Linked DNA regions of Mus musculus: region 1 is linked to region 2. Evidence: chromatin loops called from intact Hi-C (ENCODE). Cell type or tissue: gastrocnemius. All regions are shown on one strand. Links, peaks and the distances in the headings refer to the core of each region. The heading gives the core; the rest is flanking DNA. Region 1 has its middle 14 kb from the start of Gm36234. Region 2 has its middle 32 kb from the start of Gm36464.

The links. A loop is a pair of places that touch in the nucleus more often than their neighbours do. Peaks named below come from ENCODE experiments on the same cell type or tissue, not always from the same donor. Only the 100,000 strongest peaks of a DNase experiment are listed, where the experiment ranks them.
Region 1: a loop joins it to region 2, with 5 times the contacts of the local background. A loop is called at or near these places in 6 of 42 quality-filtered maps.

What each region holds. Positions count from the first base shown.
Region 1 is chr7:35,904,345-35,914,462 of GRCm38, reverse strand. No RefSeq gene overlaps it. Among named protein-coding and RNA genes, the nearest start is that of Gm36234, 14 kb to the left of the region's middle. In gastrocnemius, for the core only: no CTCF peak of the experiment used is centred there; a DNase peak (open chromatin) is centred at 3,984.
Region 2 is chr7:36,971,585-36,981,702 of GRCm38, reverse strand. No RefSeq gene overlaps it. Among named protein-coding and RNA genes, the nearest start is that of Gm36464, 32 kb to the right of the region's middle. In gastrocnemius, for the core only: CTCF peaks have their summits at 6,020 and 6,932; DNase peaks (open chromatin) are centred at 6,011 and 6,918; H3K4me3 peaks cover 474 bases.

The DNA.
Region 1 (10,118 bases), core at 653-8,652, 1.1 Mb after region 2:
TCAACAGTCAGACGCAGATGGAGAACGGGCTCAGGAGGCCTTAACACTTACTGGTGGGCTATGTGTTACCAATGTATTCCTGGATAAGGAGTCCTTCCACTGTGCTCCCATTGAAGACGACACCAGGGTCCAATGGCTGGTTCCAAACCAGTGGCCATATATATACATCTGACCCTAGGTAAACTAATACTCACAAAACAAGACTAAAGTCATGAATCTGATAAAGGACTGATGGTGACTAGGGTGAGGTTGATGGGAACGAGAGGAAGAGGAGGGAGGAATAATCTGAACACACTGTGTGCAAGTGTGAATTTCTCAGATAACAGAATTAATCAATAAAAGATGATTGATTCAACTAACATACTATCTAATAGAAACTCACTTCAAATATAACAACATAATCAAGGCTGGGAACAAAAGAAGAAGATATGTCACACAAGCATTAACCAAAGGGAGGCAGCAGACTTACATCAACGTGAGATAAAATAGAGACCAGAGAACCCCAACCAGAGAAACAGAAATAGAATATATAATGACAAAAAGGGTCAACCACGAAGAAAACAAAGCCAGCCAAAGCAGGTATAAAACAAACAGGAAAATGGCAGAACAGAAAGGAGACGCTGAAACTGTGGCGAGGGAATCAATGCATCAGGCTGTCTCAGCACACCAAGAGTCACCTAGAACACGAAAAGGCTTAACTGTCAACCAAAGCGACCAGCGTTCAGGAGTCAACCCACCTGACAGCAGAATATTCCCCATGTCTTGCTGACTGCCCGTGGAAGATTAGCAAAAACAGACTGTTTCAGATACATGAAGACACATAATGGGATTCCAACCACACTGGACACACGTTGTCCCTAATACTGAAATCACAGAAAAAGACGATGCTCCGTGGAAAGTAGGATCAGTGAGAATTGTACTCAGTTGATGATCATCTATTAACAGCCTGTAGCCAACCCTTTGTGCGTGCGAAAGCTGGCATCTTTCCTCTATGTGTGAATCAGAAAGTTACCCACACTCAGGACTCTAAATTAACACATTACTGGAAGTTCTGACCAGTCCCAAACACCAAAAGCAAACAGCAAATAACGCTAAAGTTACAGATCGAGAGACGAGGAATGAGGTTATCCCTGTCTGCAGGTAGCATGATTGCCTGTGTAAAGGACCTCACGAAAGCTCCGCCAATCTCCTAGAACCACATGTGAGTGCAGCAAGTTGCAGAATAGAGTTCAAACATTCCAAAGGCAGGGTTTCCCTGACTATTGGCAGTGAGCATGCGAACATTCAAAATTAAACACGTGCGTGGAAGAGATGACTGTGATGGAGAGAAGCTGATGCTCTGGAGAGGGACGCAGATTTAGTTTCCCGCACCAATGTGGTGTCTTAGCCACCTGAAACTCCAGTTCCAGGAGATCTGATGCCCTTTCTGGCTTCCAAGAGCACTGCATGCATGTGGTGCACACACACACACACACACACACACACACACACACACACCAGGCAAACACTCATTAAAAAATAAATAATGTTTTTTAAAAAGTAAGTGTGTGATACATATATAAATATTCAACAAATGATACTAAGATGCAAAAATAAAGCATTCTAAGAGTTGGATGGTCCACTACATGATACTGAAAACCCAAAGACAATCTAATGGGTGGGGAGTTAGACTGTGTTTACAGGCTGAGAAACAAAAGTAGCAAAGGACTCCTTTCTCCTCATTCTCCTGCCAGTTAGTTAAACACAATTCTTACCCAAAGTCCAGAAAGAGTTTTTATGTGTAAAGACACATATAATGTTATTTTTTAATTTATTAAGAAACCAAATATTTAGGGTAGCTAAAATTATTTTTGGATAAAGAAGAATGGAGTACAGGTAATAATTATATTCAATAGCAAGATTCACTCAGTAACTATAATAAGTCAATGCTGTGAGATGCTGACAGGAAGGTCCCAGATCTGTAGATCAAAGGGGTAACACACAGTGCAGAAAGAGACTGGCTATAACTGACTTCTAATAAGAGCATCATCAATTTGATGAAGGAAAGATACAGCCCTCTCAATATATAGTGATGGGGAAATTATATATCTACAATTTTTTAAAGAAACATGAACTTTGGGGAATGGAGAGATGGCTCAGCCGTTAAAAGCACTTACTGGCTGTTCTTCAAGAGGACCTGAGTTCAATTCCCAGCACCTACATGGCAGCTCACAACTGTCTGTAACTCCAGTTCCAGGGGATCGAACAGCCTCACACAGACACACATACAGTCAAAACACCAATGCATATAAAATAAAAATAAATAAAATTGTTTTTAAAACAACATGAACTTTGATCTAAGTTTTGCAGTTTATTAGAGAGAGAGAGAGAGAACACTCAAATGCCCATGGGCTTAAATGTAAAATGGAAAACTCTAGAACTCTTATCAGGGAGCATAAGATAGGAAGAGGTCTGAAAAATCACAGGTGCAGGCAGAGTCCTTATATTTAACACTAAAAAATATATTCCTCAAGCAGAAAATTGATAATGGAATTCACCAAATCAAATTGTTTTATGAGAAACCAAGGTGAAAAGGAGAAAAAATAATCTACAAACTAAGAAAACATTTACAAAAAAAAAAAATGTGTCTGGTAAAGAAAGCCATTGAAACTGTAGAAAGAAATCTTAAAAATCAAATGAGAAGAAGAAGAAAGGAGGAGGAGGACGACGAGGAGGAGGAGGCAGAGGAGGAGGAAGAGGACGAGAAGTTGCAGCAGCATTGGGCATGGTAGCTCAGGCCTGTAATCCTGATACACAGAGGCGGAGGATTGCATTTGAGGTCAGTCTGGCCTATACTGTAGGACCTTGTCTCAAAAAGAAATTTAGAAAACAATGAATACAGTTAAAAAATAGGCAAAAATGTGAAGAGGCCGCTTACAAAAGAGAATGCGACTGCTAAATGAACAGGAGTTCGCCATTTTTAGTCATTAGGGAAACGCACTTAAAACTGCCATCCACAGGGACTAGAGAGGTGCCTCAAGTGTTAAAGTCAAAGAACATCTATACCACAGAATACTATGCAGCAAAGACATGCAACAGCCTGGATAAATGGAGACATACACTAAGTGAGAAAGGCCTATTACCAAAGGTTGCATACAGTGTGGTCCCGTTTCCATGGCATTCTGACCTAGTGGTGCAGCCCAGTGGGAGCTCCTTGGCACTACACTGTGCATACATCTGTAACTCCAGCAGCACCAGGGAGGCAGAGACAGATGTGTCCTGGGAACTCGCTGTCCCAGCAATCTAGCCAACCAGTGAGCTTCTCGTTCAGTGGGAGCCGCTGTCTCAAAAGAAATAAGGAGAAAGACACAGAGAGACACACAAAGCCCACCTCTGGTTTCCACACGCATACCTGTGTGTGGGCAGGTGGGCAGGTAGGCATGCAGGCATGCACACTCTCATGTACACACACACCACACACACACACACACACACATAAAACTAAAAGAAAAACAAATTTGTGATGCCAAAGCACAATTTCGCTTACTTATCAAATGCTAAAGGTGGGTTTACATTTTTCAGTGCCAGGTGTAGAACCAGGCTTAATAAGTACTCTTCCACCAAGCTACATGTCTGGAGTTTAATAATTTTAACATTTTACTAAGTAATTAAAGTGTGTATGCTAAATGTGTAGCAGTCAGTAACAGGCTAACAGTCTTTCCTGAGCATGGCTATATTTTTAAGTGGGCATTGTTGGCATACTTTTGAAATTACTCTGTTGGGTTCTTATACCTCTACCTCCCTTCCAACCTTATCCCACCCAAATCCTTTCCAATTCCCCAACACTAGGTAGGAGTAAAAGAAGGTTAGAAAGAAGAAAAGAAAGGAGACAGAATGTTAGAGGGGAAAGGGTCCGACAAAACAGGCTTTCAGCCAACAAAAACAGACTGCTTTCTGCTGACTGGAGGCTTGGGTTCCTTGGGGCAAGTCCAATCTTCGTCATCAAGGCATCCCTAACTTCTCATCTCTTTGCTCACAACCACTTGGCAAACTGCAACATCAGCAACCAAGGGGGGGGATGGGTGGGGGGAGACAAACAGGAGAGAGGAGCAGCACGGGGGTGGGGGGAGCAGCAGCCATCTTCTCAGAGGGACACCCCTCCCCCAGAGTCGCCAGAATTCAGTATCTGCAGCTGGCAAAGAACATGGTTTTCCTACAGTACAAAACAATCACAGCTAGCTGCTGCGGACAGTCTGGAGCAGCCCCGCATCCCACACCTGGGATGAACGCAAAAACACGTCCCCATAACACAAACTAGAGTTTTAAAGGAGCCAAAACTCTCACCACAGGGAGTGTTATACTTCAATGTAAAGACATACGGAAGTATCTGTGACTCCCATGCAGTTACCTTGAGCACATGAGGAGACACAGAAAAAGCACAGAGGCCAAGAGTACAATGGTGGGCACCCACTCGGAGAATTCACCATAAAACCGAATAAACCCCAAATCAAAACAAAGTGGGGGGGGGGGGGCAAAGATTAAAATCTCTGGCACATCAGCTGCTGGCAGTGGGTGGAACTGGTCTGACTCAGGCACAGAAAGAATGCAAAGGATATGAGGACAGGCAAGACACTTTGAATATTGACTAGATACTTAAATATTAGGGAAACTTGGCTTACCTCAAAGAGAGCCAAAGCCATGATGTGTACGCTTTTTCTCTCTCGGAGATGTGTTCTTAATTGTTAATGAATATAAAAGTATCTGAGGATGGCTTCAGATAGTCCAGAGAACAGGACAGATGGGACACAGCTACTGTGGATAGGCAGCGTGGACAGGGACAGCCATATTCCCGTGTGTGCTTTTGCACATTTTTATGTTTTCTAGAATAAAAAGACAAAAAAAAAAAAAAAAAAAACCAGCTGTGAGAGGGATTCTGTAGTCTGTGTTTCCACCCAGGGTTGTTTCCTATCCCTCAGAGTGGGACTGTGTGTTAAAGGAATTATGCACACGCTTTGCGGGGAGGCGGGGTTCCACACATGTGCATGTGAGCAAATGTGTATGCATGCCTGGGTGTGGAGCTCTGAAGTGAACATTGATGTCTTCCCTCAGTTGCTCTCCATCTTGTTTGTTTGGTTGGGGTTTGTTGTTTTGGAGACAAGGTCTCTCATTGAACCTGAGGTTATAAATCGTGGCAGGCTGGCTGACCAATGAGCTTCAGAGACCTGCCTGACCACGCCTTCCCACCGCTGGTGTTCAGCTGCCTGGCTTTTTACATATGCTCCGGAAATTCGAACTCAAGAGTTAACCTGCTTAATGCAGCAGACACTTTATGCACTGAGCCTTCTCCGCAGACCCCTAATGCCTTTTGAAACACGCTATGAGAGATGGAACACCCATGGAACGAAGGAGGAAGCAGAGTGGCCACTTACAACCGCCCCAAGCAGGGGCAGGAGCTCCCCTCCCCCACCCACCTCTCCTCGGCTCCCCTCCATCCTCCGTGGAAGAAAGGTCAGTTTAGCCACTACTCAAGCCTCAGTCAGTCCCCACTCCTATGTGCTGAGTGTAACACCTTGGACTTGTGTCCCCTCCCTGCCTGAGCATCTTCAGTTGTCTCTTTCTCTGGAGAGGCAGGGAGTGTGTAAATGCGTGCACGTGGGTGCATGGCACACCTACACTGATCACTTGGGTCCTCATCATCTGCCATCATATCCTGAGCACATGATATCCTAAAAGGGGTTCTCTAGGTCAATGGGAATATCTCTGTCTCCCCTGAAAACTGTTTCCCAGACTCCAACCTACAGCCAGCACTGCTAATTCCCTCTGGCAGACACCATCAAACCCATGAATGCTACTGACCAATAGTGAGCTAGAACCAACCCACCTGGCTGGGCCAGTCAGCATCGTTTTTTGTTTGTTGCATTGTTTTAGAGACTTGTTTCATGAGTACATGTATGTACCTGAGTGTATGTATGTGCACTACATGCATGCAGTTCCCTCAAAGATCAGAATAGCATCGGGGGCCTTGGAGTTAGAGCTACCTATGATTCTAAACTACTCTATGTGGGTTCTGGGAACTGAATCCAGGTCCTGCAAGATCAGGGAGTGTTCTTAACTGCTAAGCCATCTCTCCAGCCCAGTGGTTGACTTTGAGAAAGGGGTCTTGTTATGTAATCTTAGGTTGGCCTGATACTCGCTATGTAGCCCAAGCTTAGCCTCAAACTCATGGCAGTCCTCCTGCCTCAGTACTGAGAGATAAACACCACTACAGCCATCCCTAAGCATGCTATTGCCTTTAGAGGAGGAGGGGGAGGAGGAGGAGGGGAAGAGAAGGAGGAGGAGGAGGAGGAGGAGGGGGAAGAGGAGGAGGAGGAGAAGGAGAAGGAGAAGGAGAAGGAGAAGGAGAAGGAGAAGGAGAAGAAGAAGAAGAAGAAGAAGAAGAAGAAGAAGAAGAAGAAGAAGAAGAAGAAGAAGAAGAAGAAGAAGAAGAAGGTGGTGGTGGTTTATGGATGGCTGTGGTGGCACACACCTATAGGAAGGAGGGAAAGAAAGGAGGGAGAGAGGTGGGAGGGAGGGAGGAAGAGAGGAAGGAAGGAAGTTAGCTCATTCACAAGCCAATGAATTCACAAATGAGCAAGTGAGTGTGTCTTTAGCAGACAAAGAGACAGGTGAATGGATAGTAAACAGATGGAAGCCTGAGAAGCAGGGGACCTGGAGCACCAGCAGAAGGGGGCGTCACATACAGAAGCTGCACTATGCTTTAGAGGAAGAAACAGAACCCACGTGACTCGCGCACCTTCCCGTAAGCTTCCCGAGGAGAGCCACTAGTCCTTACACTCCAAACAGCACCCACTGTGGCCTCAAACTCCTCCCACCAAAATTGGTTTGCTTTATTACCACACACTCATTATACAAACTGATAGTAGTAGTAGTAGTAGTAGTAGTAGTAGTAGTAGTAGTAGTAGTAGTAGTTTTGTTGTTATTGTTGCTATTATTGTTGTTGTTGTTTTTCCCAAGTCCTGGCTTCTCTGTGTAGCCCTGGCTGTCCTGGAACTCACTCTGTAGACCAGGCTGGCCTCGAACTCTAAGAGATCTGCCTGCCTCTGTCTCCCAAGTGCTGAGATTAAAGGCGTGCACCATCACCTCCCTGCTAAATGATGAGTCCATTGTGACAGTCCTGCAAGTGCAGCATTTCTTTCGTGCTCAGCCCCGCTGCCTTCTCCAGCTCCTTCCTCCTTCCTACTGGCGCCTTCCCTCTTCCCAGTGTGTCCCCTTCTCTTTCCTTATTCAGGTAATCTAGGTTCTGTGTATGAGAGGGAATTTGGCATTTGTCTCTCCACATCAGGCTTGTTTTATGTCCATTCCTCTCTCTGCCTATGACATTGCTTTATTCTTCCTGATGGCTGAGTAAACTCCACCATGTGCACACACCACACTTTCTTTATGCTTTTGTGTGTTGGTGGGCATCAGGCTGGGTCCACGTCTCAGCTGTTGTGCATTCTGGGATAAGCATGGGTGTGGGGGGCATCTCTGTGCTGTGTTCTCTTTGATTCCTCTGGGTACATACCCAGGCGTGATGCAACTGGGTTGTATAGCAGTTCGGTACAAAATAAGATTTATATGTTGCTATATATTTTGGAAGAATATTTTTAATGTGTTCTATACTCAAAATAATACAACTCTTTGTGGGAAGAGGAGATATTTCAGCATTTCATATAAAATCCTGCCAACAATTGTCTTCTAAGGGAACACGTGTCTGAAGATTCCCAGGAAAGGCAGCCTCCCGCTCACTCCTGGCCTCCCTCTGCTTCCTGCCCTAGCCCTTCCCCTTCCCCTTCCCCGCTTCCCCTCTTCCCCTCTTCCCCTTCTCCTCTTCCCCTCTTCCCCACTTCCCCTTCCCCTCTTCCCCTCTTCCCCTCTTTTCCTCTTCCCCTCTTTTCCTCTTCCCCTCTTTCCCCTTCCCCCTTCCCCTCTTCCCCACTTCCCCTTCCCCTCTTCCCCACTTCCCCTTCCCCTTTTCCCCCCTTTTCCTCTTCCCCTCTTCCCCTCCCCCATTTCCCCTCTTCCCCTCCCCCACTTCCCCACTTACCCTTCCCCTCTTCCCCTTCCCCCTTCTTCTCCTTCCCTTCTTTTCCTTTTCCCCACTTCCCCTTCCCCTCTTCCCCTTCCCCTCTTCCCCTCTTCCCCTCTTCCCCTCTTCCCCTCTTCCCCTCTTCCCCTCTTCCCCTCTTCCCCTCTTACCCTCTTACCCTCTTCCCCTCTTCCCCTCTTCCCCACCTCCCCTTCCCCTCTTCCCCTCTTCTCCTTTTCCCCTCTTCCCCCTTTTTCTCCTTCCCCCTTTCCCCTTTCCCCTTTCCCCTTTCCCCTTTCCCCTTCCCCCTTCCCCCTTCCCCTTTTCCTCTTCCCCTTCCCCTTCCCCTTTCCCTTTCCCTTTCCCTTTCTTCTTCTCCTTCCAGTGGCTTTACAGCTACAAGATCCACCCTGCAGCTCTCTGACAATCTTTGCTCAGAGATCACAGGAATGCTGACATGTCTGAGGCCCCAAGAACTTTGGCTTTTGTCATCTTCACTGGGAAGGGGTCATCTGACCTCTAACTTCATCCCTTCGGGGTTCCTGTGGGTAAGGAACACCTCAAAATCCCCAGGACTCCAGTCGTAGCTGAGGGACAGAATAGTCCTAAGCACAGCACAGTGGAGTACAGCCCACTGACCACAAACACAAAGGTGTGTAGGAAACACTGCTACAGGGGGACCCAACATCACTCAGGCTGTACTTAGTCACTGAAGTCAGGGCAGGAACCTGGAGGCAGGAGCTGATACAGCTGCCATGGAGGGGTGCTATTTACTGGCTTGCTCCTCATGGCTTGCTCAGTCTGCTTTCCTATAACACCCAGGACCACCAGCCTAGGGTGGACCTGCCCACAATGGACTGTGCTTCCATAGGAATCTTCAATCAATAAAATGCATTTTGGACTGGCCTGCAGGCCAGTCTTCTTTCTTCAAATCCCACATCCCAGATGACTCAGGCTGATATAAAACTCATCAACACAAATGTGGATGGTCCAGAATGCAGTCAGGTCTTTCCCAGAAACCATTTTCACTTCCTCACTTCCAGTGCCTTCCAGAATATTCCCCTTGTCTTAGCAGGCAGGAAATGCTGAGGCTTTGTTGATCTCAGTCTGCTCCATTGACCTGAGCATCACCACCTTTGTATGTAACTTATTTCGATTCTGTAGCAACCAGACGCCCCATACACCTGCCAGCATTCCCATTGTGAAAGGCAAGCCAGAGAGAGGCTGAGATGAGGAAGTCCTCACCCATGCCAAGCTGCTCAGTTACTCCCTACCCTGGCCCCCGGTTTTCCCTCATCTTGCCCTGTCCCTCCAGCTGTTCTGAACTCGCCCTACTCCTTCCTCTTCCCTCCGATGTGACTTTGGATCATAAAATGAAACGACTCAGTGTTTATGCTTCTAGCTACATTTATGTTTAAGAGTAAGATGTTGAGTTTAGTTTTAATGATGGAGGAAAAAAAAAAAAGCCTTTCAGAGGCTAGCTCACTGAAACTCATTATGTACTATAAAGGCCACTATTTAAAGATTCCGTAATTCTACTGATAATCTTTTTAAGGCAGATTTATAGCAGAAAATAGTTAGATTCTTTGACTTTAGTTATAATTTTCCATTCTGTAATTTAATACTCCCTTAGTTTATATTTGCGCATTAAAAGACGGGATCTAAAAGTCCATCATTAAATACTTTTAATAAGTGCAATAAATAAGTTTTACAGTGCGCATAAATCTAAAAACAAAACCTAACATAAATTGTTAATCTTACACTTTTTCTCATTAATTGCAATACATAAACATATGTTTTATACAAAGATATTTGCTCCAAAATAAGTATAATAAATACCACATGTATTAACCTTAATAGTTACAAGCTGTTAATCTTATATATTAGGTAATAATTTGTAATAAATAATTGTTTATTATCTTGATGTTTGCTTGTCTTGGGTTTTAGCAATATGCAATAAAGAAATGCAATTTTGAATAATTTGATTGTAGGACTACTGGGAAAATACTGTATGTTATAATTAGCTGAGAGATGGTTCTGCTCCTGAGAACCAGGAAAAAGGGGGGTTCAA
Region 2 (10,118 bases), core at 1,358-9,357:
ATGGGGTGTGGTCATGACACCAGCTCCTGCTTCCTTCTTCTGGTCTCTGATGGCCCAGTACACATCTGGATGCTGTCGGATGAGCAGAGGGTATGGGGGTAGGTTCAGGCCAAACCATGCAGAGCTCAGGCCATCAGTGGAGGCGTGGGGGAACCACATAGGGGATGGCAGGATCTGCCAATCCAAGAAGCCACAGGGCATGCCACCTGACCCCTTGCATTGATTCAGATTGCAGGGTGACAACATTAAGGCATGGAAAGGGGAGCGCAGGCAAAGCTTCCAGTCCCAAGAGGAAATGCCTGAAGCTCTGACCAGGTCCCAGTATTGTTAATTTTTCCACAATGGCCCTAAGCATGTCTTGTCTCCATTCCTCTTTCTACGATACGCCATGTTGAAGGGACAGGCTCCAGGGAAGATATGCTGAGGAAGACAGAAGGAGGCAAGGCCACAATCTAAGGATGTGAGTGATACAGCAGAGAGGAGGGAAGGGGGCTGTGATGGTCACGTGACTTAGCAAGCTCAGGAAGTACCAGGTAACCTTCACTCAGAGTGTCAGATAGCTGGCACGCATCACCAGAGCTTAGGAAAGAGAACCAGGACTTGATCCAAAGCAGTCAATCAACTCTCAAGATCAGGCAGGAGTAAAAATATAAAAAGACACCCAGTTTATCACTCATGCGTGTTTACCAGCTCTCCAGACCTTGCCAGCTGGAATAGCCTATTTTTAAGCAGCAGTTCACCTAACCTTCCAGAGAGTGAGGCAGGTAGCCTTAGCATGTTAGAAGTCAGCACTTGTATTAGTCAGCTTTGCCATTACTATAATGAAAGAACTGGAGGCAAGCTACTTTATAAAGAAAATAGGTTATTTGGGATTCATGGAACTGGGGGTGTCAGGGCCTTTGTCATGACCATTTTCTTGCTGGCAGAGCTTAAGGAGCAAAATATGGCAAGATTTATGAAATTTGGGAGTCTCCGTCTGGGTGGTCTTTCTCCCTGTTCTTATAAAGTCATGAGGAGTCATCCCTGGGTCTCCATTTGACCAAAGTCTCACTCCCTGGGTCTCACTACCCAAAGGTATGACTCTACATACCATGGGCAGCTTATGCTTCTACCTTCTTAAGACCTGGGGGATAACATTTCTGCAAGAGTTTAGGGGGAGGGAGGACCCTTTGTCCCAGTAACAGTGCCTCAAACCACACTGGGCAAGTTGTTTCTGTTTCTTGATCAAAACTACTTACACAGGAAAGATTGGTTTGGGCTCACAGTTTTGGAGGGCTCAATTTCATGGTTGTTTGAGCCGTTGTGCTTTGGCAGAATGTGGTGTTTCTGCAAGAAGAGATGCTTTCCCTCAGCACACACAGAGGACGCACAAGGAGAAGGGACTGAGTTAGAACCCAAAAAAGACCTTCCCCTGAGCGACTTACTTTCCCCAGCTACATCTGATTGTCTAAACTCTCCATCATGTCCTGCAATAGGGCTGTCAGCTAGGACCCAGCACTCTGATACCGGATCATGTCAGGATGTTTTATATTCAGGCTGCAGCTAACACCTCTTCTGGATGCCTGTGTAAGAGAATGCTCATCTACCTGTTTGCCAGGGATAGGACACAGGAGCCAAGGTCCAAAAGGCTTGCTAAAATATCACCGTGATGCCTTCTGAATGGTCACCAATGAGTTAATGGCCCGTGTCCTATGGCTACACTGGTCCTGTTTCATAAAGACAGATCAATTCTACAGTGTTTAGAACTGAGACTTACCAGGTGCTTATAGAGGCCTGTTCACATGTGAGCTTCAGAGTGGGCCTGCTTGTTGTTCAAGTTTTAAAGCCATGATGCAGGACCATGACAAATACAAGTTAAGATGGATGTGAGCCAGGCTTCCACACAGAAACAGAAATGTTCGAGACCTTTATCGGGTCCACTATTCTGACAGCAGACTGACACTCCCCTGCCTTGGAAGACTGGGCCAGTCAGCTGAGCAGCTGTGGCCCAGTAGATGTTCCATGGCTCCTCCTAAACAGGTTCCTAAGCAGGTGCCTAAGCGGGTGTGGCTCCATCTTCATCCAGGTACTCCTCGTGACCTAGGCCTTGGAAACAAAAGAGGAGCTAAGCTAAAACTGAAGAGCAAGTGAAACTCCACTCAAAACCATGGTTGTGTGTAAGAGCCATGAAAGAAGGATGTGGGGTCAACTGGGGTGGGAGGAAGGGGGCAGGAGAAAGAGGTTGAAGGCAGTGGGAGACATTTCAGGATGGGGAGAAGAACATTTGTTTCTCACACATCCCTCAAAAAAAATTGTGTGTAGATGGAAGCCCCTCCTTCCCTGCACTGGAAGCAACAGCCTCGCCATGGGTCTTCCTTCGGCTGGGTATGCAGGACCAGGGTTCAGGGATTTCTCCAACGTGAGAAAAAAAGCAAGCATGGTTTTTAGCCCCATTAATTCCTTGTGCTTTTAAATTTTTTTTATTATTTTTATTTTTATGGTTTTGAGTGTCGCGTTAGGTATGAGGAGACCTGGGAATGGATTTTATCCACACACATGATCTCCTTGCCATGCTTGTCTTTCTTGTCCTATTCGGCCCTTGCTGCCGGAACCAGGAGTAGTCCTTTTGGTTTCTTTTCTTTTCTTTTCTTTTCTTTTCTTTTCTTTTCTTTTCTTTTCTTTTCTTTCTTTCTTTCATTTTTTTTTAAGTGAAGAACAGTGGACTGAGCGTGCCCTTCCATGGTCCTTAGCATTCCGCAACTCACCTGTGTTAAAATATGAAGAAATAAAACAAATATAAATTATGCATTTTCCAACTTAATTTAAAATGCATTATGCTGTGCTTTGTTCTCTGGAATTAGTCTTATTAAGGGGACAGATCTGGATGGATTCATTTTGAGCCCGTTTATTCACTTCTTTGTAATTCAGTGGCAAGGATTTCTGTCCCCAGGCATCAAATTAATTTTTTTTTTATACTGTAAGTAACACATACAAAATATAGACCTCTTTGTGTTATTTCTTTGTTTACCTAGCACGTGACACACTCCCCTCGAAGGCTGCCACCAAATCTGAAATTCTCTATTCAAAATATAACACTTCCCAGGTGGTCATTAAAGCCACAGGCCGACAGTCACAATACTGGCCTTGAACCTAACAATGGCTCTGTCCTTTCCCCCGGTTTTTATTTTATATGTGAGACCTTCAGGCCCTTCCTCTGATCCTGCCTCTCAGATGACCACTCCCTGCCCTTTACCACCCAAACACACCAGCACCATAGGAACTGCTATTTCAGGCCTATTTAAAATATGCACCCAATCTCATTTTGGAGTATTGTTATAGTACAGTAACTCTTTGTTCCTCTTAGACGTTTTAAATCTTTATTTTTCCCCCCTAAACTGAGCAAGCAAATCGTCTGCATTCTTAATTAGTCTTCTTTAAACAAAATATCCTTTCATAGGCACTAATAAAGACTAAAGAGTGTTCCTCTCTTGTTCAAATAACTGCTTGCTGTAGTATAAAATTGTGAGAGACATGCTGCAGATCAAGTTGCAGGCTCCAACTGGAGAAGAAGAACAAGCCGCGCCGTAATAAGCAGATTTTAATGATTTACTATAAATCAGCATTTTTGCCCTGTCAGTGAGATTGAAGAGGCAGACAGCTCCTCACATGTCTGCCGAGCAAACGTCTTCCTGATGAATCATGTGCCCTGAATCACTGATCATAACACTCAAACGCACATCCAAATAATGAGAGAAACATATACACAGGCTCCAGTGCTTGCTCGAAGGCAACGCCGCCCAGCTATGTTTTGTCGGTGTGTGGTAGTTAAACCCATACATTGATCCCCCAAGGATTCCAGGGAGGGTAATAGAAGTGTATATTACCGGGTTAACCACTGATGCCCGAATGTAGACTGATCTGCATAAATGCTCTCCCCCCCCCAGCCCCCACCTCCAGACCTTTGATGAGAGACTAATCTAGTTGAGAAGGGAGGGAGAAAAGGCAGGCTGTGATGATGAACAGAAATGCAAAGAAGCCAGCTGCGGAAGCCCATAGAGATTGGGGACTAACTTCTGTTGGGTGAAAAGGCTCATTGGGTTTAGGGGCAACATTTTCTAATGCGCCCCTTCCTCAGCTCCCTGTTGCTTTAAGCTCTATCCTTGCTTCCCCTAAATTACTGGGTGTCAGATGGGTGGAACTCCTCCCTAGAGATAGAAGCATTACCCAAGAATTGGAGCACCCACTTAGCAACTACTCTATGGGATCAAGTGAGATCCAGGCCTCTTGAACAGATGCTGTGCCCATCTCCATCTTCGGGCCTAGGCCCAGTGGATGCTCAAGACACATTGGTTGGACGAGAGTCATTCCCCAACGGTAGTCTCACTTCTTCTGATCACTGTCTCCCTCCATCTTCCTGATCTTTGCCTTCCTCTTTAGTCTTATCCTGATGTTGTTCGTTTCTCTTGGTCCTCATAACATAGTCACCCCTCCTAATGAGCTGTGGCCTCCTCATTGCAAGGTTGCCTGGTTAACTTGTATGAAGCCTTCATGATATATTGCATATAATATAGGCTTCATTATAAATCACCCACTCTCTTACACCATGGGGGAAAAGGAGAATGGGTGCATGGATAAATATCTATTGGTGGATCAATGTATGTTTAAATAAATAGGTAGATGGATCTATGTTTAGATGAAATGGATTAATGGATGGATGGATGGATGAGTGTTTGGATGGACTGGTGGGTATGGAATACGGTGTATGTGTGTTTGAATAGAAAGATGGGGTGGTGGTGGTGCATGTATGTATGTATGTATGGATATGTGTATGTACATGGACTGATGAATGAGTGTTTAGATGGATGGGTGTGTGTGTGTGTGTGTGTGTGTGTGTCTGTAGTTGGATGATAAGTGTATAGATGAGTTTGGATGCATGCATGCATGCGTATGTAGATTGGTGGATAGATAATGTGTTTGGATAAATAAGTGGAGGGCTAAATCCATGGACCACCCAAATTCAACCAGCAAGCCAGCCCTCTGGCATGCTGCACTCTCCTGGAAAATAGGAGGGAACTCTTGAACTAATGATGGCCCATGTATTTTAACCAGTTTATGGCCTGGCACCCTTGAGCATCTATAATCCAGTGCGGTGGCTGCCAGCAGAGAATCCACCAGGGCTCATTTGCCAAGCTACAATGGATCCTGGGAGCTGACCTCGTAGGAGAGAAGTCAATGACAGGGCCTGTCCATGAGTCACTGTCCTTCGACACTGTCTGGCCAGTTTTTCTTTAGAAATCAGCTACTAGAAGAAATGAAAGTTGTGCTCGCAGGCTCCCCCCACCCACCCCACCCCGAGTTGGTGACAAAAAGAAACATCATCAGAACTCCAAAACTGGTTTTCTAGAAATACTTTCTTGAAACCCAGAGTGGACGGTCTTCTAGTCAGGTTTGGTACCTAGTTCCCATCACTTCTCAGGATATCAGATTGGAAATGGCCTTTATCACTGTGGGATGTTTAGAGATGAAAAAATTCATGTACTGCTGCTTTCAAAGCACCTTACTTATTTGATGCTTACTGACCCCTGACCGAGACTCCTACACACTTTCCTTCCCAGACAGAACAAAGAATCCTGGAATCTCTGAACTACAATGACCAGTACCCAACTCATTGTTGGTGCTGGATTGCAAAAATGTGCATGCTATCCTTGCCCTGGCCTAGGGGCAAAGCCTTTGCTTAAATTCTGGGAATGGAGGAGAAGAATTCCCTCCTGCCCTGAACTAAGCAAGCAGCTGTCACACTTCTGTTGGAAGGTTGCTAAAGGAAGTCTTCACAAGCCAGAGAGGAAAGGAGGGACCTCGGAGAGCCCTGAGAACTTCCCTCTGTGTCCTGTATATGCCCCACACTCCAGTTCCACAGTGTGTGTCCCAGAATGCATTGCAGTCTCCATAGCTTCACCCCTTTGCCTAGTTGCCTGTGCCTGAAATACCCCCTTTTCCCCCTGTCCAAACCCTCGGTCCACGGAGCTCTTCATCACTTCCAACACTAGAGGTCATCTGTCCCTTCTCTAGGGGTGGGATAGTAACTAAACACTCCCGGCTCCTCACCAGCTCAGCCTCTTCTTCCAGGGTTTTGTTTTTGGCATTTGTTTGATTGTTTGGTTGATTGGTTTTGTTCATTTTTGCTTTTTTTTGTTTGTCGTGTTTGTTTTTGTTTGTTTCTGGGAAGGGACAGAGCATGCCATCCTGGCAGGTCAGCGGGGCGGGGCGGGGCGGGGCGGGCGGTGGGGGCGGGGCGTTGTTCTTCAGCATGTATTGAGCACTTGCGGTATGCAACTTGATGTTCTGAGTATACAAGGGTTTACTCAGAAAAAAGGTCTCTTCAGGATGACTGCATGGATGTGTGTGAGACTTGTCACCACACATGGCTCTGTAATTACAGTGACATCTCGCTGGTAAAAGCTCTGATTTTACTGTCTTAAAACTCTTAATAATTTTAAACATCAGAGTCTATATTTTTACCTTGTAAAAATCATCAAATAAACTTAGTATCTTTTATCTTTTCATTAAAAATATTTATTAGTATTATTAGTATTAAGATCTTAAATTCCAGGACCAGCGAAGATGGTGACAGAATCAGTTCCATAAGTGAAATAAGCTGCGTGTACGGTCAGGTGACTGGGAAAGGGCCCAGGCTTTTGTTATTATCTGGAGGTGTGAGCTGCTGGACGCGCTGCCCTTCCCTTCCTGGAAAATGAAGAGGTCTGGAAGTAGGGATCCTGTTAGCCCTCCCAAGCCAGCAGGAGAGGAAGGAATAACCTAAGACGGGCACTGGTCTAGCCACCTCTTGTAGGCTGCGCCCCAGATTCATCATGCTTAAGGTCCTTTATCCTTCCTGTTTCCCACTCATGCCTCACAAGTGACTCTAGAAAAGGCCTCTAGGTGAACTTCAGACAATCGCCACCAGGGAGCGTCTCAGCTGCTGGGGACAGCATTAGGGTCTTTTTCCTTTCTGTCTCTGTCTGTCTCTGTCTCTGTCTGTCTCTGTCTCTCTCTCCTCTCTCCCTCCCCCTTCCCTCCCTTCCTCCTTTCCATCCTCCCTTCCTCTCTCCCTCCCATCCTTCCTTCCTTCCTCCCTCCCTCCTTTTTTCCTTTTTTTTTTTTTTTTTTTTGAGATGGGGTTAAAGGGTAGGCCCTGACTAGGCATATAGCAGGCTGGCCTCAGACATACAGAGATCCATCGGCCTTGGTTGCCTCTCAAGTGGATCTGCTACCATGCCCAGCTGGTCTTGGAAGCTTTGGTGTAGATGCTATGGTCTCGATGGCCTGAGGACTGGGGACAAGGCACCCTGTAAGCCTTCTCCACTCAGGCCTCCACTCCATTAGGGTAATAGGCTTGTGTCTGTCTGCTGCCTCCTTCCCCTCCTGCATGGGATAAGCTGCTGGAGACTGAATTGCAAAAGGCAGTGGTTCCTTCGGGTTTCTAGGGATGCAGGGCCTGCAGAGCCCATCCCTGGGGTTCGGCTCAGGCTGAGCACCCATTGAAGAAGTGCTTTGTGGATTTCTCCCACTCTTGAAGAGCCAGTTGGCCAGCTTCCACAGAAGACAGGAAATACACTAATCAAGTCATTTAGAACAACGAGGACCAGAAATGACACACTCATGTGTGGGAGGGAACCGCAGTCATTGCTTCCAGAGACCCTCAGTCACCTACAGGCTCAGTCGTGGTTCTTTACCTCCATAGCAAATCCCCAGGGACTACACAGGCACCATAAACCTGCTGGGACCCAGTACTCAGGAGGTGCATAGCAAAGATCTTCAGAGGGAGGGAGAGAGGCAGGGCAGGGAGGTGCCAGTGGCCATCTCAGCTGGGAGCAGCACTGTGCAGCTGAAAGGCGATCTCAGCCGCAATATAATTATCCACCCAGGAAGAGAGGGTCCCCTCTCGTGGGACATGCATCCATGTGAGAAGAAGGAAAATAAACTCGTTCTAGGTCAATTTAAAGGTTAAATGGAGGTCAGCAAGGGGGAACAGAGGCATCCTCCCAGCCTTAGAAGTCTCTCGGCCACAGACCCAGGGTTTTAACCTTTGGCTCTCACATCCATCTAGGGGGCCGGGGGTTGGGATGATTGTGAAGCAGATAATTGGGCGTTAGTAGACACACCATTTTAGTAATCTCCGGAAATAAAATGAGAGAGTGATGGCGAATCCGGTGGCAGTTACTTTGGAAAGATGGTGATGTGTAATTCCGAGTTTCTCAGACTGTAACTTGTGCACTTACCACTAATTTCTCCACTGCACCAAATGCAGTGTGTACATTTAGTTTAGAATTTATCATCACCGTTTGTGTATATTATGCCAGCGGCATAATCCATCCTCATGAAGCTAATGTTGAGCATTAGCAAAATGGACTCGCCGCTGATCCTGCCAGCCTCTGGCCTCGGATGCACCAGGAGCAGTTCACCAAGACACAGGGCTGGGCATCCACCCCACCCCACACACACACCCCACAGAGCATATGTGGCTTTATGTCTTGGTTCCTAACTCCACACAGGGTGGGCTGGTATCTGCAAGTTGCTGGTGGTGTCCATTGTCTGTGGATGTAAAAATCAATGACCTACATAAGATTTTGATTTTGCACTGGGAATTGAGAGGGAGGGAGGGAGGGAGGGAGGGAGGGAGGGAGGGAGGGAGGGAGGAAGGGAGGAAAGGGGGGAGAAAGCCAGAGACTGCAGATAGAAAATAATGAAACCGTCATGTTAAAAAATATTAGCATATAGGGTTCAAAATATATATTTCCTCATTTGTTCCCCTCCCCCCTTTGAATAAGAACATATCTAATTTCATGGTCATCTGATTAAAACAGTTAATTGTATTAATGTGCCATTGAGCTGAGAGCAGTGGTCATTTGGAAGTGGACGCTCACCCGGGCGCAGAGAACAAAACCCCATAGTCTCAAGGCTGCTTGGGAGCTGGGAGAACCCGGATCTGCTCTTGAAATCTCTGCTCAGATTTTCAATCCCTGTTTTTATTTTCTTAAAAGAGAAAGAAGGGGGGAGAAAGCCTCAAACTGCTGATTTCTGCAGAAAAACCTGCAAATGAACTGTTCTATTAGGCACAAACATACCCAAGTCTTTAGAAGCCCTCTCTTCAAAAGCATAATTAGGTATTTATTTCAGACATACTAACATCTTTGCAGTAGCTAATAAGATGCAGCCCATTTGAATATTAATATAATAAATGATTAAATTAAACAGCAAGATTCAGACTCAGAAATAGCCTTTATAGGTCCCAGGGGGTCACTAAAACTGTTTCTATTTCTTTCTACAGTTAACATAGTACAAGGGACGAGAATGCATACGGCAATATTTGTCTTATGAAACACAGAGTGTTATATGATGCTGCTCTGTTTTATTGCTCCACGGTTTGAGTCCAGGACCAAGAGTGAAGTCACCACGTGGAGGAAGCCTGACAGCCCCTCTTCTGACATTCTAGAGACATTCTGTGTCTTACAGAGTCCTCTCTGAAAGTCTCCAGGCAGATAGGGGAATGGATCATGCAAAGGAGAGAGAGGGGGAGGGAGGAAGAGAGAGAGAGAGAGAGAGAGAGAGAGAGAGAGAGAGAGAGAGAGAGAGAGAGAGAGAGAGAGAGAGAACAGAAACCAAATGGGCCAGACGACAGACCCACCCATGGTTCGTTTTGTGGGTACGCATGGGCGTGTTTCTGACTCCACATAGAGCAATTCTGGTGTGTGGCTGAAGGCCACACCCATGAGCGGGTGTGCATGTATGCGGAGCCAGCAATGCCAGGATGTGGGCAGATGCCATCCATCTCTCCACTAGGTGGGACCCCTCCTCCCCCAACTCCACCAGCAGAAAGAGAAGGGGCAAAGTCGGCAACTATAATTGGCTGTTATTCCAATAAAGGTGTTTCCCTTTTAAAATTAGTTCATGAAAACTGCATATTCTCCAAATCCCAGGAACCTGAGAGTGTTAATAAACATCTGGCCGTGTTTTTTGCTTAATTAGCATTCTTTAGTTTGGGCGGAAGTCTGTTTATGTAAAACAAAACACACACTCACGGGGTGGGGGTGTCTATAAGCCACAGCCCTTAAGTAATCCAAATGTGGCTTTCCCTAATG